Regions from separate parts of the Homo sapiens genome. Here region 2 is linked to region 1. A link is an interaction called in ENCODE POLR2A ChIA-PET data of the cell type or tissue named here. Cell type or tissue: B cell. All regions are shown on one strand. Links, peaks and the distances in the headings refer to the core of each region. The heading gives the core; the rest is flanking DNA.

Region 1 (15,734 bases), core at 3,939-11,938:
AAGCTTTGCCATGAGGTCACCTCCACTTATCTCTGCACTGCTGATGGACTATACACATTTGTTGGAATTCTTCTCTCAGAAGCTGTGAGTCAGCCGGAAGCCAAGTCACAAATAGGTCCACAATTAACTCAAGAAGTAGGAGCCCTTGCTTTCTTATCTTCCTACCACCCTCATTTTTCTGGTGATGTGAAAGTGAAAATTCTTTGGAGCTCAGAAGGAGGTTCTGCAAAAGGCAGAATTCACAAATGTAAAGCATTTTTTTTTAGGACAAGACAGAAGACATGACATTCGTGGGAACCACCACATTTACAAGAGGCAGCACTCCTCCAGGATTCACCTCCAAACTTTTTCGAATGCTTCCTGTGGAAAAGTCTTGTCAAGGATGGTCTTATTTTTTTAATCAGGAATTATTTTCTCACTGATCATTGCCAAACTAAAAATCTTGGGAATTTCATTTTAGCCTTTTACTGTGGGACACTCATTGCTAAAGGAGACCATTTCAGACAAACCACATTTAATAATGTGTGTTCCAATCCTCCAAATTTCTGGTGTGCCAGCTCTGTTGGACTCTACTAGGCTTTGGGAAATGTCTTTGCCTTCACTGGGAATGGCATCAGGAGGGCTCCCTGAGAGCTCTTTGCTGACGCCCTGCAGGTTTATAAAATGATGCTTCCCCAGATCATAACCAGTAACTCATGTGTACACAGAAGAGTAAGGTAAAAATCAATCAGCCTCATATTCAGCCTTCTGGGAAAAGAAGTAAAATATGTAGCAGGGAAAGGTGAACCGGGGTTTTCAGTGGAGGGGGCAGGGCTTCCCACCTTCACTTAGGAATGCTATTCATTGACATTTATTGCTTCCTTACACATTGACACACATTGTTCCAAGTACCTTGAATGCATCAACACATTTAATCTTCATAGTAAGTCATAAGGCCAGTGCTTTTGTTCTTTTCAGTAGGCAAATGAGGGAACTCAGACACAGAGACGGGAAGTGACGTTCTAAGGAAATGTAGCCAGGAAGTGGCAAAGCTGGAATTCAAACCCAGGCAGGCTGGGTCCAGCTCAGGCTTTTACCCTCTGAGCTACACAGCCCCTTCAGGAGCAAAAGGAACCAGGGCTGAGGGACCAGCTCATGGCCATCTAGGTTTCCTGAAGCTTGGCGTGCTAGGGAGACCTTAGCTCTTCCTTTCCACACCTCTGGTCAGCTGAACAAGGGAATGTGCAAAGCACTATCAACTAGTAAAGATTTCAAGATTTCTTAATTTGCAACAAGGTGGCCAGGAAAATATGAGGGTTGTTTCCTATGTCTGTTTTATTTTCCCTGCTCCAACCCCCAGCTCTTCTAATTTCTCCATGTGGTCACAAACATTTGTCTAATCCAACATATTTAAGGACATCTGTAATACCTAAGTAGATGTACACACACACACACACACACACACACACACACACACGGCAAAAGAGAAATTCAAAGTGTGTTCAATAGTTTCAAAAGTAGTCATTTACCCTATTTTAATAGAATTGGCTTCAGAATTGAAAAGAAACTTAAAATTCCTTTTGTCCAATAGGTCTCAACTAGAGGCAATAGCTCCCTCCAAAAGATTCTCTCGAGGGCTCTGGGTTTTTACAATGGCTGAGGGTGGAGTATCGTGCTACTCATATTTAGGGAGGCCAGGAATAATACATATAATGTAACGTGAGGGATAGTCTCTCTCAACAGCAACTTTTTCTGCCTCAATTGCTAATGGTACTCCCTTAATAAACACCAACTGAGGTTCAACACTTTTATTTTACAGTTGAGAAAATTAGTCATAGAAAGATAAAGAATCTTTCTTAAGGTCTCTTAGCTAGTTAATAGCACAGCCTGAAGCTGAATCTAGTTTTATACATGTATAGGAAAGAACTGTGTTGTTGTTTTTGTTGTTGTTTTTTCCTAGAGAAGGCTCTGTGGACCAGAGAGTCCATAGAAGTCAAAACTATTTACATAATAACACCAGGACATTATTTGCTTGTATCAATATCATTCTCTCACCAAGCGTACAACAGTTTTCCAGAAGCCACATGATATGTGATAATATTGTTTAATGAAATATGTCAACATGTAGAAGGTCTGATGACAAATATTTTCCAAATAACAAATATATAATGTTATAGAATTATGTGTAGGTAAAAGGTCCATTAAAAGTACAGGACAAATGGCTTTTAATATAACTAAGTACAAAGAGTTTACTAAAAGATTTAAGATTTTCCCTTGCAACTAACATTGAAGAAACTACCATTCATTAAGTTTTAGTGTAGTGTCAAAGAACAATAGGCACAATTATCTGAACAGACGATTAAAATATGTTTTCCTTTTTCAACTATAAATTTGTGTGAAGCCAAGTGTTTTTCACATATTTCAACCAAAACGACATATTGCAATGGATTGAATGCAAAGCAGATAGGGAAATACAGGTGTCTTTTTTTTTTTTTTTTTTTTTTTTTGAGATAGGGTCTCGCTCTGTCGCATAGGCTGGAGTGCAGTGGCATGATCTCAGCTCGCTGCAACATCCGCCTCGCGGGTTCAAGCAATTCTCCTGCCTCAGCCTCCTGAGTAGCTGGGCCTACAAGCATGCCCCACCACGCCCGGCTAATTTTTTGTATTTTTATTAGAGACGAGGTTTCACCATGCTGGCCAGGCTGGTCTCAAACTCCTGATCTCATGATCTGCCCACCTCAGCCTCCCAAAGTGCTGGGATTTCAAGTATGAGCCACGGCGCCTGGCCCCCAGGTGTTTTACATTAAGTCAGACACTGATGAGATTTACAAAATTGTAAAGCAATGCCAATCTTCTCATGAAACTAATTTTGTTTTGAAAAACATTTATTATTCAAACAAATATAAATAACAACTGTTATTTATATTAATGTGCAATGAGTTTGTTAGTTTTAGAATGAATTAATACATATATATTTTAATTTTCAGTTTTAATTCCTAATATGGTAAATATCAATAGATAAAACCCACATGAACACAAGCTCTTTGGAGTCAGTGATTTTTTAAGGTGATAAAGAGCTTCTGAGAATAAAATATTAGGGAATTGCTGCCGTATATCATACCCATTTGACTAAATCTCATTCTCCTGGGTGAGACCAGGGAATCTATTTTTTAAATTACTCTTCAGAAGATTCTGATGCACAAACTAGCTTGAAAACCATTGAAACAGAGTGCATCTTTGTTGAAGAAAGTCCCATTCTAATGTTGGGCTATAGGAACAATGTTAGGATCAAGGGCAGTTCTTTGAGAACTTCAAGGATGCTGTTGGCTATGTGTCAACAGGAAACAGAGATACATTCCCCTAGAATGAGGGAAGAAAGAAGCACCCAACCCAACTCTTAATCAGTCTTAACAAGAAAAGCAGCTGCACATCAAATGGAAGGATGAGCAAAAAGGATCAGTTCCAATTCTGGGCATTATTGGCAGGACTACGGGCTTAGTGGGAAAGGCCATAGTCTCAGTCAAGAGGAATGTGATTCTCCCAGTATTTGTACTAACCTCAAGGCCAGACAGGGTAAAGACGTAGCTTTGGAACCAAATTTGACTCACAAATGTGCATTATTTATACTTCTAAGAATTGTATAAACACTTTCTGTAACCAGGTGGAAAAATTCAAAAACTTTTAAGTTCCGTATTTCCAGTTTATCTTAAAAATTGGAATATCTGGTACACACAGGTCTAAACTCCATTATGGTAACAGTCATCTAGAACTGCATAGCTGTTGCTCCCAACAGCTGAGGCCTGAGCTGTCCAATGGTACCCTGGCGACTTTCCTTTTTTTATGTTACTTGCTTGGCCCTGGGGTTGCCATTCTGCTGTAGGGAGCTCAAAGAGAATCCTGGGATCCTTGGATGGTCTGAGAAGAAGACAGGAACTAGGGCTGTACTGGTGGACAACAAGATGGCCATACAGGATGAGATGGCATAGAAGAGTCTGTAATCTGGCATTGCAACTTCAGGTTGGTTTAATTTGCCTGGAGCACAAGAGTTACAGGCAAACATTCCAATCTTCCTATTCCTGATTTTAAGTTGTCACATCAGTAATAGCACTAGTATTAGCTCTAAAGGGTTCAAATTAGCTGTAGGTGGTTGATTAACTGCATCTTTTTGGTGAATATCAGAGTTACCAGTATTTGCCATTGTGTCTTTTTCTATATCAGTTGTGCACCCATGAAAAGAGCAGTTCTAACAAACCTCATAGTATCTCCCATATGGAAATCTCTCGTTCTGCTGCTGAATTTTCATATTTGGTCTTTGTTTGTCAAGCCAGTTAAGGAAAGTCACTTCCTCAAGTGACAGCTGTGGATCCAAAAACATCTACCAAAGATAAGCAGTTGTCATGGCAAAAAACAACAAACCTAAAGGTGATAGATCATGGGACTCGGTTACTGTACTTGCTGTGTAAATCCGCACTGCCTTCACCCTTTACTTAACTCCACACGCAGCTTTTCAACACCATGCCCTGGGATGTGTCAAAAGCACTTTGCTTCTCACTTTGCAACTCCTCAAGCAAATAACATTCTGCTGCATCATGTGGACCTCTACTTATTAAATAATATTTCTTGGCAGCATTTATTTATTAAAATCTGGCTTTTGTTCAAGTATATTCCTGAAAGCTCAGAAAATGCAGAATATTGTCTAGGAGAATCTGAAATTTTTTCTTTGTTATTTATTTTCTGCCTCATTGAAACAAAAATATTGAGGTAAATCTTAGAAAAAATTTCACTGAAAACATCTTCATGGCAAAAGGTTGAGTCTTAATACTAGAACTTGAGAAACCTAGATCTTGTGGTCAATCCTTTTGCTGACTGATACAATGACCTTAGTTAAGTTGCTTAATTTTTCTGTGATTCCTTTGTTGAAAGTGCAAGCATTCCAAATATAGCTTTAAAATATACTAGTAAACCAAAAGAACTGAAAGTAGTCTTTGGCTCTAGCTTAAATACATCATTTAGCTTGGGTCACCAAATTTTAAAGACCTGTCATGATTTGACTTAAGAAAAATTGTTATCCCATTAAGGAATATTTGCCATGCCTACAAGTATTCTTCAAAACTTGATTTTAGTCAACACACTCATTTCTGGGTGAATCTTAATTTACTTAGCCAAGCTCTGATTGTTGGGATTTAGGGGAGGGAAGGAGGAATGTCTGCCCTTCACTTCAGGTACAGGAAGAGTTGTTCAAATGGTACCCCTGGGATAACTTGATATGTGTTCCTACATTTGGGGGTGGGGGGCAGGGAGGACTCAAGTCTGAGCCCACTCAGAAATCTGAGGTCAAGAGAGAGCCTGGCAGCCTGGTCTGGTGGAGGAGCGAAGAAGAGAAGCTATTGTTGAGCAGGGACTGGCTTGCACCCTTAGGGTTCATCAAGGCAAGGAAGATAGGGATGTTTCCTATAGACCCTGCACAGGCAGTACACAGAAGAGAGAGAATCCATTTGGAGGATTCTCACAATTTATCTGTGAGAGTTTTTAAAGATGTCTGAAGATTCATCAGCACACTTCCCATCAGGAGGTGGAATCTAATTCTCCTCCCCTTGATTATAAGCTGGTCTTGTGACTCAGTCCTACCACACGGGGTGAGGAGAAAGTAACGCTGCATGGCTCTCAGGGTTAGGTAATAAAAGCCAATACAGGTCTCTCTCTCTCTCTCTCTCTCTCTCTCTCTCTCTTTTCTGAACAGAAAGTCTGGTTACCCTGAGGTAGCTGTTTAGAAAGACAGCGTGGAGGGAACAGACAGAGAGATCTAAGAAGCCCCAACCCAGGTGCCTTCAAAATGATGGCATCCCTGTTACCATCAGATGATATGAGATCTCAAGGGAGAATATTCTCCTTAAGCCCATCTGAATCAACCATCAGATTCATGAGCAAAATAAATGATTGTTATTATCGAAAGCACTGTCTGGGTGTGGTTTGTTACACAGTGATAGATAACGACATCATGGCACCATCCGATAAGACTGCCTGGAGGCATAAGGGGACATTAGCACAGAGGAGCCTGGCTGGTCTGCAGGTTCTCTGGGCTTTGCAGGAGTAAGCACCCAGGCCTCAAGTCACAGGAACTGCAGATTGAGAGGTTTTCCAAGAACTCTCCCAAGAGAAAGTAAGGCTTTAAGCTTCTTCCAGGCTCAGATGATGTGAACTTGGTCTAGGATAGTCCAAGGAAGAGACAAAATAGAAAACACTTTCCTTTTCCCTCTACCTTTTCTTATTCCCTTGGCAGTTTCATTAGGCCAGGCCAAAAATGACAGTTATTTTGCCAACAAAACCTTGTAATAATTTTGAAATGGAGAAACCACTTCTAAGTATGAGGCACCTAAGTGAAGAAGCCACAAAGGGAAAGACTGAAAGATTTGACTAAATAAAAATGTAAACTTTTTAAACAACAAAATGTATTATTTTTAAAAAGTTAAAAGATGAGCAACAAACTGGGAAAACTATCCATAGCATATAACAAAGGATTAATTGTGCATAATACATAGAATTCCAACAAATTAGCTAGAAAAATATGAACACTGGGTAAAAGGAAAAGTTTATTTATGAAATGAAGAAAACTGGTCAGGAAATATGTCAAAATATGTTCAAACTCACCAATCATTAAATAATTAAATTTTAATTTTAAGTCAATTTAAATCATTAAAGAAATAAATGTATAACAAGGAATTATTGTACTTAGCATCTGTAACAATTTTCCAGACCGGTTGTAACAGTGTATCACAAACTGGTCTAAACAACAGAAATTTATTCATCTCTCAGTTTCAGAAGCTAGAAGTCCAAGATCAAGGTGTAGGCTTGGTTGGTTCTTTCTGATAGTCGTGAGGGGGAATCTGTTCTATGCCTCGCCCATAGTTTCTGGTGATTTGCTGGCAATCTTTGGTGTTCTTTGACTTGTAGGAGCATCACTGCAATCCTTACCTTCATGTTCAATGGCATTCTCCCTGTGTTCCAACTGTCTCTGTGTCCAAATTTGCCCTTTCTGTAAGGACAACAGTCATATTGGGTTACAGTCTACCCTAAGGATCTCATTTTAACTTGATTACCTCTATGAAGACCCTATTTCCAAATAATGTCACATTCTACGGTATGTGGGGTTAGGGATTCAACATATCTTTCTGGGAGAACACAATTCAATCCATAACAGGGTCCATTGAGAAAAGCAATAGTATTGAATATTGGAAACTGTAGAAATAGTACTCTTATACACAGCTGATGGATTATAATTTGATGTAAAGTTTTGGAGAGTCATTTTTGGTAGTATCTCTCAGAATTATATATTTTAAATGTGCATAGCCTTTTCTCCAGGAATTTCACTTTTAATGAATATAGCAAAATCTAAAATAGGTGAAGTCAACATAAAAAAAGAGAATCTTTGAGGGTAGGGTTTTCAGGACTCGGTGTTGGAAAGACTCCCAGGAAAGGTAGTGAAAATGTCAGTCAGTTCAGTTGAGAATCTTCTGAAGTTCTGGGGAAACATGCCTCTTCCCCAGTGGGGGTCGAGGAGGAAAGAAAAACCTCTCAGGTCCATGTGATGTCTCCTCACTAAGGGTTGGGAGTTTCCAGTTAGTTGACAGACAGATTTCATAAGAGAGGGAGGGGAAAATCCTGAAAAGACATAGCTGGCCAGGACCCTGGCAGAATGTTTGGGGCATGAGATTAGCCAGCAGTGTCAGCCTGATTCCTCCTTGAGCTGTGGGCTGAGCATCTTGGTCTCACACCCAACACCTTCTAGGCTCCCAGCCTTGAGAGAAATGTCTGGGCAATTCTGATGAGGAGCCGAGAGGACTCAGAGACCAAATGAGTGCCCCAGGGTCTCTATAGGGTTATCCAACCTGTGCATATGACTCTGCTCTGTCCTTGTCATCACTCCGTGTCTATCTCTGCAGAATTCTCAGTGAGCTCTTAACCTATGGGACCCATACATTGAGAAAGGGCAGGAAGAGGAAGCACCTGTATTGCAGGGAGAAAACTCTTAAAGATGTAGTAGTGAAGAACAGCTCCAAAGAGGGAAGGAAAGCAAGAGACAGGAAAAAGCCCCAGGGGAGGGATGGAAGTATGGTAGGCAGCCTGGATCCTGAGGTATGAGGCCCACTCAGTGTCGCCTGGCTAAAGCTTGGGGGTTTCCAGTTTGTTGACAGATTTTGTAGGAAAATGGATGTGAAAGTTCACTACTTTTGTGGTTTTAAGTAGAAGGCAGCATGGCAGAGCAGGGAAGGGCTTGATTGCTGGAAGTGAGCTGCTTGGGTTCGCAATCCTACTTCTGCTTCTGCCTGGTTGAATGACCTCTAAGAGTATGCCTTCTTCACTGTGACTCAATTTCTTCACGTATAAACTGGGGATGATGATTTTGGGGTGTTACTACTGTTTTTAGCATTGGCAGACATGGTCAAGGGGATTTCCACTTCAAATCTCAAAGCTATTCTTCAATGATGAACCTTACTAGAATAATTTGTTTAGTGTAAACAAATTAATGCTTTGTGATTAGTCATCTTCTGAATAGCCCTTCTAGGCATGGAAAGGCAAACGACTTCATCTTTCTCTGGATCTTTCCACTCATGTAACCTTCTGAGCAATACCTGACTTAAGCTGCCAGATTTAGCAGATAAAAACATCCAACCAAATTTGAATTTCAGGTAGTCAACCAACATTATTTAGTATAAGTATGTTCTGTACAACATTTGAGACAGACTTATACTAAACAAACTACTCATGGTTTGATCTTAGATTCATATTTAATTGGACATCCTGTATTTCATCTGGCAACCTGATATCTGACCCCAAACTGCACAAAGCAGGTGAGCCTGGACCTGGGGAGCTAGAATGCAGGTGTAATTCCCCGGTGTACACCTCGCTCAGGCATAGTCTGCAACTGTGCTTTTGCAGGATCTCTTTTAAAAGCAAGAACAACAACAACAACAAAGAATAAAACATGCGATATTTGCAGCAAAAGACGTAACAGGAGCTGGTCTCATGTAAATATTACGTTAATTAAAACAGATGGGTCTGGAGCATAAACAAAATAGCTGCAGGGGGCTGGTTTTTGTTCTTGCTGGGTTTCTTAATATAGTAACTCAGTTTCCATCCTGTTAGCACTCTTTCCTTATCAAACATTGAACTGGGGTATAAGGAAGTTTAAATTACCAGTGATTGGAGATCCGTTTTCTAAACACTTGAAACAGATGGCTTATTGCCTGAAAAGCATGTTGAGTTTGGTTATTTCAGGAAAATGTTTTATTGCAGCTCATTTATTAACATCAGGTTTGCCATGTGATGAACAATTTCCCTTCAGCTCTGTTCCTTGCATTGAGTTTGGCTACTGAGCAAAGAAAGGTTTCATTTTTAATGCTGTCTGCCTGCTTCTTGGACATTGCATTGAGCAAAAGCCTAGTTACTCCTGTATAGCTTCTCACAGTTTCAGAAAAAGAGCAATAACCATGCAGAAGATTTTTACAAATGAATGTCATTTGAGAGCATACAATGGATGAAGTTGGACTCTCTACCAGCTGTGGCAGCAGTGGACTTAACAAAAAGATAATGTGCTTTTGGCCAGTTTTTGAGGGGTCTAGGATCCAATTCAGGACCACATACTGCACTTAGTTGTCATGCTTCTTTAGTCTTTTTAAATCTATAACGGTTTCTCAATCTTTCTTTGCCTTTCATTGACTTTTTAAGAGTGCAGAATCTTCTTAAAATAGGTTCATCTGATGTTTCCTCATAATTAGTAAGGTTATGGTACGCATTTTAGGTGAGATACTAATAAGGAGTTAGAACTAAATTTTCTAAAACCATTCCCATGCTGTGCAAGGAAGTGGGCTCAGTGTTCTGTGTGTGAAAACTTTCTAGCAAATCTTGAGTTGACAATGGTACTTCACACCTCCCATCAATCTTAATTTGAACTGAGTGGCCTAAATTTTTTATAAGATTCACAGAATCACATTTAAGAGTAAAAACGTATTGCGTTGTCTATGCATTTCTGGGCTTTCTTCTTGGAATGAGATGAGCTACTTTAGATCTGTGTGAATGGTCTGAGGAAGGTTAAGAGAGGGCAGGAGCTGTTTCTTGTAAACTGACAGTTCAGGAGAGTGAGTTGGAGATAATCACATAATCCATTTAAACCACCCAAGTTAACAAGCTCTCACCTTCTCCAAATAGGCCCCTTATTTACAAATAGTCACTTCTATACAAAAGTGGGTTCTCATTCATGTGACTGGAGTCACATGCAGAGATCTCATGGCATGATTTCCCCATACCACAAAGTTCAGTTCACATCAGGAATACTATTAGAACCTGTAACATATTATAAATGTATAATGTGAGCTTTGAAAATAATTTTTTATCTTACTTTGTAAACAAACTACCCCCCAAATAACTTGCAGCTGTGTGTCTGCCTAGTGCAATTCCAGGCTGTATCAGTAGGAAAGAAATCACAGAACAAGGCGGCTGGTCCAGCATAGCTGTGATCAGGTCAAACCAATTGCAGAGATGGGTTCCAGACCCCACATTGTGACAGACTTTTATAAACGGACTTATTTAAAGAAGAGAATGAATAGGTTGCTAAAGAATTCAAAATCAAATTACACGAGTGGCTTTTCAGGTCTGTTTAGTCCAGTCCTGGGCTCAGCCCCATCTTGGGCTCTCAGCTCCCTTTCCTCCATGGGAGAGCCCTGTCTTACCTTATCAGTGCTCATCCAGGGATGAAGGCTGTGCTTCCCTCCGACACACTTGCCAGATTCAGCCTGCCAGCTGAGACACTGGAGGCGTCCCCTCAAAAAAAGTGATGCAGGATGATTTTCTGATGGAAGAGATTTTATTCTACCTGGGGCTGTCCCTATGCCCTTCAAATTCCACATTCTGCCATAAGAATGAATTTCCTTCGTGAAAAAGCAGCAAGGTCTGTCTGTTGGCCAGGACTGTTACCTCTAAACTGCCTCCTTTGGTATTCAAAGAAGAAATATTTCCCAGCTACTGACAAAAGGGAGCCAATTGTATTTTCTGTGAATGCCTGTGGCATTAATGGGAATTACACAAAGTCATATAAAGTGGGAGAACCATGGAGCTACAAAATCCCACTCCCTACTGAGGTCAGTTACAAGCCAAAAACAACTTATGGTTTCTTCAGACCATTCTTTATTAATATAGCAATTAGTTTTATTCCATCGGGATATGTTATCAAGTAGAAACATGAAAAAGTGGGGAGTGTGCAAAATTAAATACCTTACCTCAAGGAAAAATAAGCTGCAAATAATTATCACCAAAATAATTTTTTTATTTTACTTAAAAAGACTCTGAAGGTACACATTTGGTTCATGAACACAGGGTAAAATATTTATTTCCATCTTCATTTTAGTCTAGTGATAACTATACAAATGTGGACATGGATAATGAACAGGTTTTACCCCAGAACATGACCGTGCATCAGCTGATTCGGTGTGTCTGTGGTGTTCGCTGATTTCCAATGTCCATGAATGCTCAGTAGGCGGGCGCTGGCACATTGGCCGCCCCACCACTATCAAGCCAGGTGCTCACAAAACCAGTGCCCATGTGTGATAAAAACATGCTGATCACAACAAACAGTTATTCCATGATGGGTTTTTAACTTATGACAAATATTTCACATGCAGAAACACCCCTGTGTACTTCTCTTCCATAGTCACATCTACCTTCCATTTAATGTAGGAAATCAACTGTTCCTGTTTGGGGGCAAGAAAATGCACAGAGTCATACCAGCATTTCCTCTTGCACCATATGTGAGCTTGCAGAACTGCAAAGGGTTGAGAATGACCCACAGTGACTCTGAAAAGATCTACAACCTTAAAAAGGGCAACATCCCTTCTGTGTTCTAGGCAAGTTAAAAAGGTTTTGCCAGAACACTGCTAGGCTTCATAATCTGTTGATGAATCAAGTAAGAAGAATACATAAAATTCTCTTATATGAAAATATCTTTTACTTGAAGAATATAAATCATAACAAATACTGAAACATTTAGTAACAGTTCTTAAAAAAAAAAGGTTTTTGTCATTAATTCCCCGGACCAAAATTTACACATCAGGAAAGAATTCGGCACTTTGGGGCTGACTCTTTTGGAAATCACTAAGCTAACATTTTTGACATTTACAAAGTAATTGGTCCAATTACAAATGAATTTGACCAATCACATCTCTGAATTTCTGGGTCAGTGACGGCAACAGGTGAATTCAGAGGGGAAGTACCAGATTTGGGGGATGAAAAGATTCATTTAAATAGCATCTCCGTTTACTGAGTAGCAATCACATTCTCTCACAGCCTGACAATATTTGCTTCTCATGATAAACTGACAACATCACTTTATGAAACTGCATGACAATGTATTGGTTAAATATTTCCTGGAACATCTACACTTCAGTTAAAACTGTACTATTTACAAATCAGAAAATATACTACAAAGCATGCTTGTAGGCACAGCATGCCTGCAAGACACAAATATACAAAATTATGGCAAGCTATGGCAAGATTCCTTAAACCAATAGAATATTCTGATGCAAAAAGAGAGAGATGGAAATACAGGCCATATATTATATGTGAGCCATACTCTGAAGCCCAGAAGACTCTCTATCCAAAAGGGAATCACAGACATAAAAATAAAATATTTGGTATTCTACAATATTTTACAAAAATAAATATATCAATCAATAAATAGTGGGAAGCCTAGAAACTCTTACATGAATATTTTGGCTGTGGGCTGCCCAAGTCCCTCTGCTATAATTCTCCTCAAGAGTTGTTTAGCTATATCAACTTCGGTGATGATAATTCTGCAATAAAAGGGGGAAAAAAACTGGCATGGGACCCAGAAGAAGGTCTATGACCAGAGAAACATTAGTAAGATTCTACCTTTTTAAGGATCTGACAATATTCTGGCTTCCTGTCAATGCAGGAGTTGAAAGTGACACCGGTGTGCTGCCGGGGTTCCGGTGGGAGCTGGGAGAACTCCTCTACGGGCTGTGTCTTTTCACTTTCTGACAAAAAGCCAAAAAAATACAACTAGCAACATTTGAATAACAATATGTTGCTCTCTGCACTCCCTTTCCACAGGGAAGCAGAAAATCATAGAAATGCAGGTTTACATCTGGATGGGCAGAAAGAAACAACTGGGCTATGCAGCCTGATCGCCAACAGCCTATATTTTCATATCTCTTTAACAGAAGAGTGACTATAAGTGCTCGAGACAAGATTTCTCCAGAAGCCCGGAGCCAGCAGCGCACACAGTGGAAAGCAGGGCTGGCACATCCTTAACATTCTAGTATCAGGGTGCTAATGTCAGCGGTGTGCTAATGTCAGTGGGATACTAAATGTCAGCGGTGTGCCAGCACCAGTGCACAGCTCCCAAGAGCTGACTTAGGTTTTAGAAGTTTTGCAAGCCAGTTGACATCACCTTGGCAGCTCAAGATAGACCATGTAGGAGCGTTTGCAGCATTGAAATCCACAAATCAGGGCTTTTTCTCCCCCTGGATTGCTGGTTGTAAGGGTTTTACCAGCACACCACTGTCATATGTATTAGACATAAAGAAAATTTGCTTAATTTTTATCTAACCAGGACTATCCTGGTCAGCTGAGGTTTTACTGTGTATGTATTACAGTGTCCTTTAGAAAGGATAAGAAGTACCTTGGAGTATGTGAGTATACATTGTGTACCATGGAGTATGAAGGATGCACCACGTTCCACTGAGGGTATTAAGCGTGGTTATTCAAAGCCAGCTATACATCACACACACATACACACATCATGTTATATGGAGGCTGTTCCACAAATAGTGATTCTGAGTTGCATGGCTTTCTCAAAGCATCAATCACTGTATACCCACTGACGGTCAAAACACCACTCTTCCATGAGCAATGAATTCCCCAGGATTCACCCAGCAGACAACAGATCTAGCGAGCTGAGGTTCAAATTGGGCCTTCTTCAAAATAGTTTTCCTTGCCTCTATTGTCTAGTGCAGTTTGAGTTTATAACCTTAAGAGATTTGTAAAAGGGGACTGATTGTTTTCCAGGGTAAAAAAAAGAAAAAAGTGTCAGACTTCTTAAGGAAGCATTCCTTAAGATGAGTAGGGGTGAATGGGGGATGACGTACTGGAAACCACATTCCTGGTTCTAACAGGAACCATCCATGTTCCCTGCCTGGAGATGCTGGAACAGTTTGGAAACTGCTCTGCTCTGCTCTGGTTCCTCCTGCACAAAGCCCAGAATATGCTTGCCAGGTAGAGGGAAATGGTTAGGGGTTAAGACTGGAGGCTGCCACCTGCCAGGAAAACCCACCGGACCCTTCCTGTGCAGAACACTTCCTCACCACTTTCAGTCCTGGCCAGTTGCAAAATGGGAAGATGGTAAGATGAGAAGATGGGAAAGTTACTGGGTTTCTACCATGAAACAATCATGATTTCAAAATTCAGGCTTGGCTTTTGAGTCATTTGCTTGTGTGTCTATTCATAAATTCGTTTATTTAAATCCATTCATTTGGACTCTGGTTTTCTTTTTCTTATACTTACTTATTCTGGTTTTCTTTTCTCTTATATCTAAGTATTCTTCATGAACAAAACATTTGATAAAGGATATTATTAAAATAAAATCAAATTAAATATCACGGGAAGATTTAGAAATTAGAACACTAACTCCTTTCACCCTGAGAGCAAAGGCACTTAGGTGTCCCTTTCCAGTTCACAGCATGCATCATGAAGGCCAGGGAAGAGCAGGGACACAGGGATGGGAGGAAGGTGAGAGGCACTAGGGCCAAGAAGAAAGAGGGAAGGAAGAAGATGGAGCAGAGGAAAGCAGGGGTGCTGAGACAAGGGAACAGTGTTAACAGGTGAAGAAAGATATTAACATCCTTTCTTCCAACAGACAGACCCCTTCTGATTTTCCTCCTCTTAGTCTTTGATACTTCTATTTTGTCCAAAAGATTTAATTCTTTAAACAGAACCACTTTTGGTTTTACAGACACATCTGAGGATAGCCTCTGAGGATAACATCAATATCCTCTTCCCTTTCTCCCTTTCTCCCCTTCAAGTACCCTCCCAACCCCTCTACTCTCTGCAGCAGCAATGGCCAGTACTCATGGCCTTGCTTTCCTATTGTCTCAGGAACAGATTTCATGCTGGTTTCTTCTGTTTTCCTGCCTTGACCAGGAGTTGCCCTCTGGAGCACATTGGTCCTCCATGGGTTCATTTTTTCCTGTTGTACCTCTAAGACCTCTTAAGTCCATTTGGTTTCTGTATCAATTAACCCTTCCCTTCAAGCATCCTTTGCCAGGCCCCTCCTCTCTGAGCAACTACAGAAACTCAACTGACAAAAGCTACACTTACATTTCCAGAGTATTTAGGAAGGGTAATACTTCCTAGGATGATTAAAACCCTGATGTCAATTATCTTGACTTAAATCCTACTCAGAGAAGAGGTAACAGAGAACATACCATTGGCCTTTAATATGCATACATTTGAGTGAGTCATGCATGTAGATGAGTATAACCTGCCTGCATAGAACCAAAAGATTTTTGTAAGTTCATGTATGTACAAATATACATACACAAGTGTGTGTCTTTTGACACTGTATTTTGCCTAGGGGTTGTTTTCAAATCAACAGGGAGGTGGCATTGCCAGGAAATGGCAAGTCCAAAGAGAAAACAGATTGAAAGGGACTTAACTGGAGAGGAAAATATGCATTTCCTACAACA
Region 2 (15,734 bases), core at 2,781-10,780, 270 kb before region 1:
AGGACCCTGGGAAACTGGAGACCTGAAGAGTTTTGGGGGACACTTGAACACTGACTTTGGTGTTTTCCCCTGGTTGAGGATGGCCCTATTGATACTGAGTTTCTAGAACTAGAGGATCCTAAACATTCATTGTAATGAAAGCAGATAGATTGTGAGCATAATTACTCCAGAATGTTGATGTAAAGCTGAGAGTAAATGGGTAGTTTCTTACAACTAATTGTTCAGTGTCACCAGCACACCTCACTGAGGGGGAAACTGTCCACCAGCACGCTGCATCCAGCCCTGCTCTGTGAGACCACCTCATTCCCATTCAGTCTCTTTGTTGGCCAGGAGTCCATAATGGTGTGTGCATGTGGGGGAGGGGGATCTTTTCCTGCCAATCTACAAACCTAGCCTACAAAGCTTCACCTCTACAATATGTACTGAAAGTAAAGTGATAAGGAATAATTATGATTGAGATTATTATTGGCCACCCTAATATAATGTACATAATAAACTTTATCATCATAAACAACCACATTTATACTCTGTTGTGCCCAAGATACTGTCTTAGGTGTCAGCAATTCAAAGAATAACATAGAGTCCCTATTTTCAATGTGCTTACTCTCTATTCTGGACAATAGGATATTTATTCATTCAGTGACAGTGACTACTAAATACCATGAAAGATACAAAAAAGAAAAAGAAATGGTATCTACAGTAAAAGATTTTACAAAGGCAATGAGGCAAGCATTCAAATAACATAGTGGATAGAATGGGACCAGTCAGAGAAGGAGAAGCTAGAGTGTAACAGAAATACCCCTCTGGCTGTATACTGAAGTATATACAGTCTCAGTCATGAGAAAATCTTGGTGTGATTGAGTTGCAGGATGAACTAACAGATTTTTTTATGGAACAAAATTTTTACTTGAAAGAATGACTGGCAGACATATTATGATTATTCAAACTTCAGTATTTGGCAGATGTTTTATCAAACATGAACTAAATGAGCCCTGTTTTCAAGGAAAACAACCAACAGTATTTGCTGTAATGCTGAAATTTGAGCTTTTAAGCAAAAATCAGAATTTTGGAAGAACTTGGATTCATCACCATTAGCTTGATAGCTTTTCAAAACTCTAAAAACTATTCTGATGATATTGTAGGTGATATGATATAATAAAATGTATCAATATTTGGAAGAGCTGCAAAACTTAGTAAGCCAACATTTTCCACATAACCAGTGTATGATGTTATAAAACCAGGCATGGGTAAGAGATCCAGTCAAAGTGTAAGATGAAGCAATGGACTTAATGTAACAGAGTCTGTTAAGTTCATTAATATGGTTTCAGATTCCATATTTCAACTAATCTTCCAGAAACTGCAATTTGTCTATTTTTGTGACATCAAGAAGAATATCCACCATTACCTGAAAAGCCTATTAAAATACTCCTTCCTTTTCAACTACATATCTGTGTAAGGCCTGGTTTGCTCCATGTACTTTAAGCAAAACAACATAGGAGAGCAGATACAGGAATCTACCTGTCTTCTAGAGAAGACAGACATTAAAGAGATTTGCAAAAATGTAAAACAATGCCATTCATCTGACTAAATTCTTTAAAATATATAATTATTTTTTATAAAATACATGTATCAGTGTGTAATGGGTTTACTCTTCTTTTTAAGTGAATTACTAAATATTTTAAAAATTTCTCAATTATAATCTCCAGTATGGTAACTGTCTACAAATACGACCCTCATAAACAAAAGCTTTTTGGGTTTCTCAGTAATTTTTAAGAGTGAAAAGACTCCTGAGGCTGAAAATTTTGAGAACCACTCCAGTAGGTCACTGTGCCATTCAGTTAGACTAGTTATGCTAGGATAACCCCAAAATCTCAGTGTCTTAACACAAGGAACATTTTCTTATGCCAAGATTTTCTGTGTTGGGTGACCCTCTAGGGCACTGTCTTCCATGTAGCAACTCAGCATTCCAGCATTTTACAGTCTCTGCCTTCTTGCAGTTGTATCATCTGGATCGTGAGACCTTCTTAATCATGACTGCAAGGGAATACAGAAAGTAGAGGGTTATAGTGTAATTAAAGGCTTCAGGCTGAAGTGACATCACTCCTGTTTGCAGCTCATTGGCCAGAAGTAATTACATGGCTTTAACCACTAGAAGGGGCTTGGGAAGTACAGTCTTATGGGTGTCCAGAAAAGATGAGAAACAGAGTGAACACTAGTAATGTCTACCACAGTCACCAAAGGAGTAAGTGGTAAAAGAGAGTTGAGGACAAGATATTTAGTGTCATAATTTAAGGGATAGGAAGATAGATAAAAAGATTCTTCAGAGGAATTAGAAGAAGAGGAATGTTAGGAACTTTCTGTGTCACGGGAGCTGAAAGTAGAATGAATATTAAGAAGGAAGAAGTAGTTAATATTGTCAGTTGCTATAGAATGGTTACACACCTAAGAACTGAGATTAGATTTAGCTTCCTACTTCACTGAGATAATTGAAGCTATTCAATGAGAACTTTTACAAACTCTCACCTGCATCTACCCACCTACCAGCTATTCTCAAATTCTTTATCTTCTCCCCCGGTATTATAGATAAATTGTTTATTATTTTATTTAAAATCATTTCCCTAGATCCAGGCATCTCTTACGTGCTTAAGGACATTACACTGGTAATTCCTCCCCCTCTCCCATCTCATCAGTTTTTTCCTATGTACTGATTCATTCCCATCACCATGTAAACTTAATAATATTTCTTCCATCTTAAAGAGAGACAAAAAAACTTTCCTTAATTCACTCCCTGCAACAGCTTTACTACCCTATTTATCTTCTCCCCTTAACAGGAAAATTCGTCAAAAGTGTTGTCTATACTTGCTGTCACCAGTGCCCATCCTTTAAGTCCTTAAAATTGTAACAGAAAAACATCAAAAGAACTAACATAACTAATTCCATTTTCATTTAAGGGACCTTTACCCATTGCTACACGTAGGCTAGGATAATTTCAGAGCACTGAGATTAAATGTGAAAACAGGAATCATGTAGTTTTTGAAACTAATTCTGTGATTATTGAGGAAGTATGTAAACAATTATGTTTTATTAAAGATTTATAGGTGCATTGTGACCTGACCAAGCACAAAGAAGTTCCCAAAGCCCTTGGACTCTTACTGGTGCCCACATATTTGTACTCATTGGTCACTTCTTTGTCCCAACCCCCTCCTCTTCCTTTTGCCCTTAACATAAAAGCAGCCTGAAATTTGTTCTGATTTAAGATGGTACTTTAGGACGTTAGTCGGCCATCTTCTCGGTTTACTGGCTTTCCAAAATTAAGTTGCCTTCCTTGCTCCAACTCCTTGTCTCCCTACTTATTGGCTGTTGTGCGATGAGTAGGATGAGCCTGAACTTGGTTACAAAATCAAGCCTTTCCCACCACCTTTTCCACTGAAACTGCTTTTGTCAGGTGCATCAGTGATTTCCACTCTCCTGAATCCTATGGTCATTTCTCAGCCCTCATCCTTCTCAATCTTTCCTCAACATTTGAAACAAAAGGTCACTTCCATCTCCTTGGAACATTTCCTTCACTTGACTTCCAGGAAATTAGAATGTCTTGAGTTTTCTACCCACCTTACTCCCAGTGTTCTTTGCTTGGTATTTCTTTTTTCCATGAACACTTAAAGTGTTCCAGGGCAGAGTCCTTGGTCCTAGGTTCCTTTTCCTCTCTACATTCATTTCCATGGTGATTTTATGCAATCTTGTGGCTCTTTTCCATATGCTGAAAACTCCTAAATTTGTATCTCAAGGAGAGACCTCTTCCCTAAGCTCCAAGCCTTTATATATCCAACTGCCTACCCAACATTTCCACTTGACTGTAGGATAAACACCTCAAACTTCACATGTTTAATACTGAATTCTAATTGTCCTTCTGAAACTTCTTTGCCCTTGCTCAGGCCACAAAACCTTAAGAATATTTATTCTTCAGTCCCACTTCCTTCAACAATCAGCAAAATCTTGTTGATTCTACTTTCAAAATATATCCAGAATCTGACTATATTTCTGCACTTCAACTGCTATCAACTTGGGCTCCCTGCTCCAACCTTTGGTCTCCTATAAGTTTATTCAGAGCACAGCAGTCAGAGTAATCCTATTACAGCTTAAGTCAAATCATATTACACCCTTGTCCCAAACCCTCCAGTGGTCTCCAGTCTCACTCAGACCAAAGCCAGAGTCTTTATTATGTCCTTTATTATCTCCCCAGCCTCACCTACTACAATTTTTCACTTTCTCTGATCCAGCTGGATTAGCCTCCTTATTTTTTCTCACATATGTTCCTGACTTCAGGTCTACGGCCTGGCTGTTCATTCTGCCTCGAATGCTCTTTCCCAAGATAATCACATGGATCAGACCATCACCTCCTTCAAGAGTTGTTCCCCTTGAGGGAAATGTCTAAGGCCTTACTTGGTCACCCTATTTGACATTTCTGCTTCCTCCACTCCATCCCCACATATACACTTCTGATCTCTTATACCTAGCTCTATTTTTTTCATAATATGTATTTCTCAGAATACTGTGTAATTTACCTCTGTTCGTTTTTCTTTCTCACTTTGCTAGAATGTAAACTTCATCAAGACAAGGGTATTTGTCCATTGTTTTCAGTGCCAAATTTCCAGTGTTAAGAACAGTGCCTAGAACATAACTGGTGCTCAATACATACTTGTTGAATGGATAAATGACTCTTTGGACATGAGTGATGATGACCAAAAGAGTAGCATGGGAGAAGCAAGATGTCAGGGTGTTCAGGAAGAAATGGTTGAGAAGAAATAAATGGATTGCAATCACTCTAGGGAAGTGTAGAGATGATAAAATCAGTAGAGGTTTGTTTTGTGTGGCATTGTTTTTACGGTGGGAACACACAGCATGTTTTATAGTCAGAAAGAAGGAATCTGCAGAGAGATTACAATGTTGTGAAAGTTAAGGAATGGGTACTTGTACTTCTGTTAGCATTTTTGTATTAGTTAAATTTATTAATACAGTGATCCTTAACCTAGCTGTGCATCAGAATCCCCTGTGAATTTCTTTAAAAAACAATAGGTGCTGGGTTCCATGAGAGACCTACTGGGTCAGAATCTCTCAGATGGGGCACTAGTATTAGTATTAAAATACACACACACACACACACACACACACACACACACACACAGCTTTCTGGTTCATGGATAAGATGCTGTTGAAGGACAGCTTTGGAAAGCAAGCAGTATAAGCCCACTTCTATATATCTCTAATGAGGAGTTCAGTCCAGGCCCAACAATGAAAAGCAAGCAGAGTTTGTGACGCCTCAAAAGAAAATTAATCATTCTGAAGTTTGGGATTAATCTGTGCGACTTTCATTTTTCATAAAGCATAAAAGATGGAAAGTCAAGAATAGAAGTAGCCAATATTCTTTGAAACCATAAAATTATACACACAGTAATTCCATCAGTGACACAGATTATTCTTGAGATTTTAACCTTCATTAGCTGTGAGTTTAGCGGCTCACATTGGTGCTAACTACACTGTCAGGAAACTTCCTTGTTTGTGCCATGGGTTTCATTTTGTCTGTGGAGCCCACAGTGGAAACCTCCTATGGTGTAATGAAATTAGAAACGAACAACCAAAGGACAGGAAAAATAAATCTAATGGATGTGATATTTTAATCCATCCTTCTGAGTAGATTAAAATCATATCTCTGGAAAAAAAGGCATCAGGTTGAACTTGTAAGCTGTTTAAAAATAAGCAACAATTAGAGTATTATGTTACTATTATGTAGCAAGTAATATATTTGAAGAAAAATAATATTGTCTTACATGTATAAGAAAAAAGATTAATAATAAATCAACTAAGTATTTTAGAGCTAGACAAAAGCAGAGCATCCGAATTAGCCAAGGATAGGATAGAATTAGTAAAATCTTTAGATAAAAGACTAAAAAAGGAAAACCCAACAGACTTGATCAATAAGAGAAAAAATAGAGACAACTCTTAGCAAAAAAAAAAAAAAAAAAAGACAAACATTAAAAATAAAAAGGGTTAGAACTACAAATATGGATATTTTAAAATTTTGTAAGAGAGTATGTACAACTTCATGTCAATTTGTAAATGTAGATGAATGTATGACTTTCTAAAAAAAATAACTTTCCAAAGTGTACTTTATAAGACATTAAAAAGGGTGAACAGATTAATAGCCACAGAGGAAATGGAAAGTATTCACGTTTCTACTCGTAGGATAGTACCAAACATTGGGAATTACAAATGAATTATATCAAACTTTTTTTCAGCAAATAATTTCCCGCATCTTCACTCTTCATCTTCCCACCCTCTTCTGGACAACTCCTGACATTCTGTGATATTCAGCATTCACCATAAACATTGCATGATTCAGTTCTCCTTGATATCTTGGTGCTTGGACTCTTCACTGTTGGCATCATTAGGTCAGCAGGTGAACACTCAGGATTGTTTCTCTTCTGTTAGTAGAGCACCAAAAGGTAAGAAGCCAGGAGGCTTTCTCCCCATGGTTCTCATCACTGGATAAGAAATGTGGGTTGAAGAACATGAGCTAATTAGGACTCCAGACAACCTCTGCCCCCCTTACCTCAGTGCTTAAGTGGGAGGACCAGAATCTTCCTAATTGTGTTAGTGCTAGCTTAAGGAAAGTATATCATTGTAATTCATCTCTTTTATTTTGAAAGAGAAATTTGTTGTTCCAAAACTGAGATTAAGCAAACTGTGTGCCCAGCACCCTTAATTCCATGCTGATAAAAGTCACTTTCCTTTGACAATGTTGATTACTAAGAGCTAACTGACAGAAGATAAAATCATGTTGCTTGCTAGGTCTAATTAATAGCCACAGATCAATCTGCCTGTTATTCTTAGATATAGCACTTGTTATTTTTAATTAATGGTTGACATCTCAAAATGGCATTAGTCGTCCATACCTAAATATTAACACATGCCTCCTGCTAAGGAGATGTCCGTTTTTTGACTTAGCAGGCTTACTGGCCTGTGAAATAAACAGCTGTCTGGAATTAGCAGTCTGGATGTTTATGTAGATATTCCCTAAGGAAGGATACATGTTTGTTTTCCCCAAACTTTTCTTTCAAACTAGCACACTGACTATTGTCCTCCTAAACCAATAAAAGTCATTAGCACTTCACCTTAGAAGTGTTAACGAAATAGTGAGATCAAGCCTGTTGGAGTGACAGTGTCGAGTTAATGACATTCCCTGCATCTCTCAACACGACATTACACCAACAGGAGCCACCATTGGTTCATTTTATTCTTTTTAATTTAATTTAATTATTATTATTTTTTAAGACAGGGTCTGGCTCTGTCACCTAAGCCAGAGGGCAATGGTACAATCACCATTGACTGCAGTCTCAAATTCCTGGGCTCAAGCAATCCTCCCGCCTCAGCTTCCCAAGCAGCTGGGACTACAGGCATGCCCCACCATGTCCAGGTAATTAAAAAAAAATTTTTTTTTTTTTGTAGACATGGGGTTTCCCTGTGTTGCCTAGACTGGTCTCAAACTCCTGGGATTAAGGGATCCTGCCCCCTTGGCCTCCCAAAGTACTGGGATTACAGGCATGAGCCATCGCACCCCACCTACTTGGTTCATTTTAAAGAAGAACATTTGTGTTTCCCTTGGTGGAGACCCTGGGGAGCTGCCTCACTGGCTGATTCCTTCTCTGGGGACAGTGCCGGCGCACAGAAGAGAGCCTCCAGGGGCCACGGCCCAGGCACATGACCTTACCCTTCTGACCTCAGCAACTGGTTTGGGGTGACCCCTTACGCTAGCAGGGCCAGTCGGGTGCTTTTTCTAGGGTTTTTTTTTTTTTTTTTTTGAGTAGATAAGGACAGGGACAAGGAGCGCCTCGTATCAGAGGCGCTCTCTACCACAGCACTCTGGAGAGCAGGTCCCCAGGCCTCCATTGCTGAGGCCTCAGAGCTGTCTGGTTCTCTGGCTGGTCAACTCTTCCTTTCATCAAACGACCCCAGCAGCTCTTCATATTTTCCTTAAGCTAGTCAGTCCTGTCTGTTACATACAGCATAAGGAGAAACAAACCAACTTTTAGTTATTACACTAGAGTTTAAATTAAGATTAAGCTATGTAATGAACACTATGGTGTCAATTAAGCAAATTTTGGTCATTGCTTGTTATGATCTTTCTTTTCCTTTCTCCAAAAGTTAGTAAGTAAGGAGTCAGGCTGACAGAAATGTTGCAAAGTTAATGTTTGTCTTTTAAAAGTTTGACAACGCTGTAACATGAAATTCTGGCATTTTGCCAAGTAATGAGTCTTATTTTGTTACACAGGTGCTATGTAAATGCATCCTGACTAAAAAAAAATGTTCTTCACATTTTCGGGGGGAATAAAAAAATGTTCTTCAGATCTTTGGACCACAGAGTGCAAAGTGTTGCACCAACATATATTAGCTTATTATTAGAGAGTTAAGTATAGCTTTAAACTGCAGCAGCTGGGAATGGAGTTTTAGGTTTAACACACATTATAGGTAAAGAAATAACAACACCAAAGCTGGGAAGCAGAGCAAGGGCCACACAGGTCACACCGCCTGGCAGGCTGAGGAACGCCTTTGCCTTTCCTCAAGGTTGTCCTTGGCAGCTCCTACAGCATGAGAGGGACAGAAGAGGCAGAGCGGCCTGGGACCTTCCCAGGGACTGGAGGCAGGACGCACTGCCTACCCACCACTTCCTACACTGGCTCCATCAGGAGAAACAGGGCTGAAGACAAGGTTGGAGGTAACTTTGCAGAGGAGAAGCCACAGGCAGAACTCTCAGAACATGGGGTAGAAGCAGGCTGGGTGCAGCGGCTTACACCTGTAATTCCAGCATTTTGGGAGGCTGAGGCGGGTGGATCACTTGAGGTCAGGAGTTCAAGACCAGCCTGTTCACCAACATGGCGAAATCCCGTCTCTACTAAAAATACGAAAGTTAGCTGGGTGTGGTGGTGCCCGCTTTAATCCCAGCTATTTGGGAAGCTGAGACAGGAGGATCACTTGAACCCAAAAGATGGAAGTTGCCATGAGCAGAGAAGATTGTGCTGCTTCACTCCATCTTGAGCAACAGAGCAAGACCCCGATTCAAAAAAAAAAAAAAAAAAGGGGGCAGTAGAAGCAGAGAGGGGCAACCTTTGTCCTGGTCAGTGGGGTGGGGCTGTCAGCTGAACACTCAGGAGCCTCATATCTTTGTGTGACCTCTCACACTCTAACATCGTCTTCTAAGTCACTGAATGGCTCCCAATGCTGCAAAGGAAGGAAAGCAAACAATTGGTATTTGGGAGCTCTGGGCAATAGGGGACAGCTCAGCTCCAGCCTGTTTGAATTTGTTAACTCATTTTCAGCACAGGACATGATCTGTGCCTTTGTGATCTGTGACCATTAAACACCAATGCTACGAAGTTGTACTGGCCTATGTAACTCCTAGCATCCTCTCATTTGTTCAACAAATAAATACTTACTGAGCTCCCACTTAGTGCCAAGCTCTGCTCCAGGCACTGGGGTGACAGAAATCCAGGCCATCCAGGAACTTCCTTCTAGTGTATGAATTTGTTCCACATCACACTACTTGATTTGTTCAAACCAAGATCTAAAGTCATGTTTGTGGGAGGATGGTTGGTTGTCTTTCTGCTGCCTGGCAACTTTTGTTTTTCAACACTGCCATGTACACAAATGCATTAACTAATCTCTTGGGCAAGGATCCAAGATTCAGAATAGCAAAGTTGGGCTTTTATGGGGTAAACAGCCCAAAGACAGGCAGAAATGAAGTTCTCAAGCAGATGAGACAAGTGAGCATGGAAGACAAGGCTAGTGTTCTCTATACGCAGGGGCCAGCTCTTCTCATGTCTTCTTTCTTGACCTGTCGACAGCCTGATAATACCTGAAGCTGAACTTGGGAGTCAGCTCAGAGCTGTGTAGGCTACAAAAGACTCCGTTAGCTCCTCCTTACTTAAGATGTATTTCTCTTAAATAGCTAATTGCAAAGTGTCTGATACTCATTTTATTTTTTCTTTTCCATCGTCCTCAATTTTAAAACACGTTCAGGGAAAGATCACAATTCTTAAAGAATTCCACCTTCCCTCTCAGGAAGAGCAAATTGAGGACTGGAAGTCAGATGGGTTTGGGTAGCACTAGGCTGAGAGTTCCAGCCAGAATACAAGCTTGAAACTTTGGCCTCCAATAGATAAGGTGGTTTACATTATTTCTCCCATTTGCTTTAATTTCCAGAATCCAAAGTATTTCTTTCTTCTACAACAACAGTTTTAGTACTGTGAAAGGCAATGCAATTTACCATTAAATGCCAATGGAAATGCCATGTCATTACCCAGTATGGTGCAGTGCTTCATGACCTTCAGTTCTGATGATTAAACTTTGCAAGATAGGCAAATAAGTATGTCAACACATGCCGGCATCTTCCTATGCCTACAAACACTCTGCTGCTCTGTGGATTTACATTCCTGCCTCATTCCATTAAGGAACCAAGGCAGCTTACAGAAATACACAAGATGAAAAAGAAATAGATGGAGAATTGAACACAAAAGCAGAATAGAAAGCTTAAGCCAGGGATGAAGTTAATTCACAAGAATGTACAGAAAAGCATAGCTCATATACTGGTTTATAGAGGAGCAAATCCAGCTCTCAGTCTTCCCAAACAAGGGGGAAAGTCAGTTGTAAAATTCACAGGGTCCATAAATTTTAAAATAATAATATGCTTTATTTGGGGAAAGCATCGTTTTAATTGGTAAAGAGAAAATAAAATTAACTGTAGCCCATGCCTACAGCATACCAAGGAGACAGAGAATGCTGTGAACTTCAGTTTATATGTAACAGGCAATGAATACATGAGGCCACCAGACTCAGCTTCTGAGCCCAAGTCAGACCTGATACTCAATGGAGGTGACGTGGAAAAGAGAGTGCAGCCAGGTCCCACCGAGGGGCAGATCACAGATAACTTCCATCAGAGTTCGCCCAAAGAAGGAGCTGACTCCACCCTTGCCAAAAATGTTAACCTGAATCTAATTAAGCCTTTAAACCTAACTCCCAGGATACATGTAAAAATGGTAAAAAGTAGCAAGTTGAAGAGGCAAGGGGATTTACCCTCACTCTCCTAACAATGGCCTCCAACCCTCATATCTTACCATGAGGAAGGGAGTTTTATGTTGGAGGAGGCTGGAACTGGGGCAAGGCTGGATACTGCTGTACTGGAGGTTCCTGTCACCCATGTGAGATAAGCTTGGGTGACACATTGCTCACCTCAGTGTAGCTCTTTGGGTAACAGAGTCTCTTGAGTGTCCACCAACAGAGAGACTTTCTCTTAAGTGAGCCCCAGATTCCCAGTGCCCAGACTCCTGAGAGTGGGTTCTGTTCTGGCCTATAAAAGAAATTAGGAAATTGGAGATGGAAGAAAGGGAAGGAAGTAGGGGATTGTCCAGAGGTCAAGAGATGTCATTCTCCTCTAAAGTATCCTCAACAGATTTCAGTTGCCAACAGCAATCTTTCCCAAATGGAATTCTGATTCTATAGATATTTATAGGTGAGGCTTAAAAAGGGTACCATGATGAAATTAATTTTGAAATGCGGAATTAAATGGGTTTGTTGCTTTGAGACTTGACATAGCCTTGCATAAGCAAATGTGTCCTGTGAGTCTTTAAAACTGGGTTTATATATCTACTGTTTCTAAAACTTATATAACCATGAATTTTTTTCTGGGGCATTCTGAAAATTCTGAAATACTCATTCACTCATTCATTCAACACATACTTGTTGAGCAGCTGGAACTGCCACAGACATTGTTCTTGGCATAGAAGATGCAGAGATGAATGAGACAACGTTCTTTCCCAAATGGAGTTTATAGTATAATGAGATAACAGGAAATACACCAACAAAATAGAGACTACGATAGGTGTAATAAGTGCTATAGAAATAAAGCAGGGGAAAAGCATAGAGAATGGTGGGGTGGGAGCTTGCGATAGGTGTGAGGGGTGGTGGCTGTTTTAGATCCGTGGTCAGGAAAGGCCTCCCTGAGGAGTGATGTGTGAATACAGACCTGAGTGAACAAGGCAGTGGCCAGGAGAAGGTGTAGGAAGAGAGTATACCAAACGGAGCTGACAAGTACAAAGGCCACGGGCAGGAAGGAGCCTGGGGAGTTCCAGAAACAGCAGGAAAACTAGAGTGCTTATGGTAGAAGGATCAAGGTGGAGAGGAGGGGTGGGAGAGGGCTTCCTCTGGTAGAAGTAGGCAGGAGCCAGATTGTGTAGGGCTAGATCATGGGAATGTTCAGAGAAGAGGTGAGCATTTAGGGGATTTTGCAAATGACAGGCTGTGAGTTACAAAGGTCAAGAGTTTAGGGTTGTGAAGGAGTGAGAAACTGAGTCATATTTGTATACCTGTTGAACACACAGGTATAAGATAATAGATGAGGAATAAGTGAACTGGCATCTTGGATCCTGGTGGTGACTGAAGCAAACGGGTGACAGCATGTTGGGATAAGTTGTGATACAGGGTACTGAGCTCTCATTGCAGCTTCCAACCTGGATTTGTCCGTGGGCAGCCAAGGCTTGGGGCATCCTGAAGGCAGGGAAGAGGAAGTATTACCAAGGACATCTAGAGCTCTTCAGGGCTCCCTAACTTCTAGCTGACAGCCCTGTCTCAATAGGGAAGAAGTGGTCATGTTAGAAGTGTCACCGATGGTCTACTTTTCTTGAGGGAATGGGCTGTGTTCTCTTTTTCTCACATAATACCTAGCCCAGTGCTATATACATGTCTGATTATCTGTAAATATTTGTTCTACTAAACTAAATGTATATCTTGTGACTTTGAGAAAATGAATATTCTAGAAGAGAAAGTGAGTTACACTATAACCAACAAAATCCAAGCCCATGTCAGCTGAATAATAAATCCATACATGGGAAGCATAAACATTTCTATCATAACCATTAATAGCACTCAAATTATTAAAAAGCTTAAAAAGAACTCCAAGTGGAAATGATGAAGATTGTACATGCATGTTAATGAAATGTGTCATTACATATGCTGATATGTGTCTAAAGGAGAGATAGAAACTTAAAAATAAGACTTTCTTTGGTATTAAGTATACATTTGCATCTTTGTTTTCTGTTTTTAGTTATATCATTTTAATTTAATTCAATATAATTTAAAAATCATTTTTTCTTTATGACCATCGTTATCCTGAAAAAAATTAAAGGCTATTGAAAATGTAATTAATCATGACCTTTAGGTAGTTTCCTGAATTGATGAACTTTTCTATATTGCTCATTAACCCCGTGTCAGACAGTAAGCCCTGATGGTATTTCTGTACCATCATGGTCACTGGAAAATATGTATTGGAAGAAAGTAGTAAAGATATCATAATCATTTAATTTTCCTGCTGGAAGAAGCTTTAGAATTCATTGAGAAGCAGTGTTGACCGTAGACGAATGTTGACTATAATTTGAGTCAATGATGAATTCCTTCCTCTACTATAAACCCATGTGTAAACATGGATTTTTCATCAAAAAATTCATCAGTAGCTAGTCCTTAACTCAATCTTAAGGAAACTTTGATGTATAAAAATCATAGAATATTTAAATTTTATAACATGCTTTAAATTCTATTTTGGAAAAACCAGAGAAAACAGACAAGCAGAAAGAACAATATAAAAATCACTCATAACCACTCATAGCCACCACCACCTTCAGACCATTATTAGTAACTTCCTTTTTGAGTATCCTATTCCTGTTTCGCAACTGGTAAATTAAAGATTCAAGAGTTTATGTGAATTCACCAAAGTTACAGAGGAAAAATTAGTTGCAGTGGTTGTTCTAGAGGCAATGGCAGATGTTTGAGGCCTCTTCCTCATTCACTCTGTATCAATCCAAGTACTCCCTTCCTTCCCATCTACCAATCTTGGTTTCTACCCACACACCCCTATAATTTTTGAAGCCACTGCTAGTTGGTAGTGGCGGATTCAGGGGATAGAACCAGTTCTTCTGTCTGGACCAGTCACTCTCATGCCTAAACTTATAAGCAAAATGAATTGCCATTGGTATCTCATGTTTCGATCTTGCTTCAGGGCACTACTTTAGAATATGGACAGTTAATGCAAATTAATACAGTTATCAGCCCTACTGAAATCCATCGAATCTTAGTAAACTAAGGTCTTGTTTGCTAGATTTGCTATTTAAAAAAGAAAAAAGATACAGTAAGGGAATAAAATAGATGCCAACTTGGCATTATTCTTTCAGTGATAAATAAAATATTCTGACAGAGGAGTTCCTGATTAAAGATGCAAGGACCCTGTCATGCTAACTGCAGCTGATTTCCTGCCTTGAAATGTCTTCCTGCTTGTGTCACTGCCAGTGACTGACAGCTGGCTTAATAATTAAATTCAAGCAATGTTTGCTTTTCTTGACCTTTACTGGGAAACAAATTTTCAAGCTCTGGACATGAGTAGAGTGTTTTAATTTGGGGAGAATAATGTGTTTGCATCATTTCCAGCAACCTGTGTCTGTGATTACCTGTGTTATTTTACATTCCACTTCACAGCGGACTTCTAGAGGGTGGCTGGTAGTTGAAGTCACTCGGTAATTAATATCCAGCTTTGGCTCCCTGCACATGTTTCACCCAAAAGAGGGCATTTTTGTTTCTGGTAGACTTAATAAGGGCTCTGGCAGCCCACTGTTCTCAAGTGTATCCAAAGCCAATTTATTTTGAACATCTAGGTTTTTCATAGTCTGTTAAGGTCTTTAGTCATTCTTGCTTATAAGAACAAATCGTTTTCTCCAGTTGTAACCTTGATTTACTTGCCTTTCTTTACTTACATGCTTTTTGTTTTGTTTTCTTTTTGTTTTTGTATATGCTCTCCATCGCCCTCTACCGGGGCAGACAGGGTGGTGTAGCAGCAAAGAGCTCCCAGACCTGGGTGAGCTTCAGATTTTTATCTGGAAAATGGGGATAACACACCCATCTTGTAGAAGTGTTGAAAGGATGAGGAGAAAATATGTATGTAATGTGTCCATCAAGTGCTTAGCACATGGTGTGGTGGCACTAGATACATGTAACTGCAGCTGTTATTTTCTTTTTCTCTTTTTTTCCAAGTTATCAGCATTTATTTATTTTTATTTATCAACTTCTATTTTCAGTTCCAGGGTACATGTGCGGGATATGCAGGTTTGTTACATAGGTAAACGTGTGCCATGGTGGTTTGCTGCACAGATCAACCCATCACCTAGGTATTAAGCCCAGCACCCATTAGCTGTTCTTCCTGATGCTCTCCCTCTTGACAGGCCTCAGCCTGTGTCGTTCCCCACCCACCCCATGTGTCCATGTGTTCTCATCATTCAGCTCCTACTTATAAGTGAGAACATGTGGTGTTTGGTTTCTGTTCCTGCATTAGTTTGCTGAGGATAACAGCTTCCAGCTCCATCCATGTCCCTGCAAAGAACATGATCTCATTCTTTTTTATGGCTGCATAGTATTCCGTGGTGTATATATACCACATTTTCTTTATCCAGTCTATTATTGATGGGCATTTGGGTTGATTCCATGTCTTTGCTACTGTGAGTAATGCAGCTGTTATTTTCTTGTGTATCCAAAGTCCTCTTTGTGACCTTTCTTTCCCTTACTTTGTGGGCTCTGCAGGTTGCCCTCTTCTTTGAAATCCCAGCACCCTTTTCTCAAATCTTTCAAAGAGAATCAATTGCTTGGGA

The links. Peaks named below come from ENCODE experiments on the same cell type or tissue, not always from the same donor. Only the 100,000 strongest peaks of a DNase experiment are listed, where the experiment ranks them.
Region 2: POLR2A ChIA-PET joins it to region 1 with 5 read pairs; 2 of 35 experiments call an interaction of 5 or more read pairs at or near these places.

The regions. Positions count from the first base shown.
Region 1 is chr2:68,849,769-68,865,502 of GRCh38, forward strand. BMP10 (bone morphogenetic protein 10) reads right to left here. Exons shown (of 2, transcript NM_014482.3): 2 at 11,141-15,734. Among named protein-coding and RNA genes, the nearest start is that of BMP10, 14 kb to the right of the region's middle. In B cell, for the core only: no CTCF peak of the experiment used is centred there; a DNase peak (open chromatin) is centred at 8,253.
Region 2 is chr2:68,580,479-68,596,212 of GRCh38, forward strand. No RefSeq gene overlaps it. Among named protein-coding and RNA genes, the nearest start is that of PROKR1, 55 kb to the right of the region's middle. In B cell, for the core only: no CTCF peak of the experiment used is centred there; no DNase peak of the experiment used is centred there.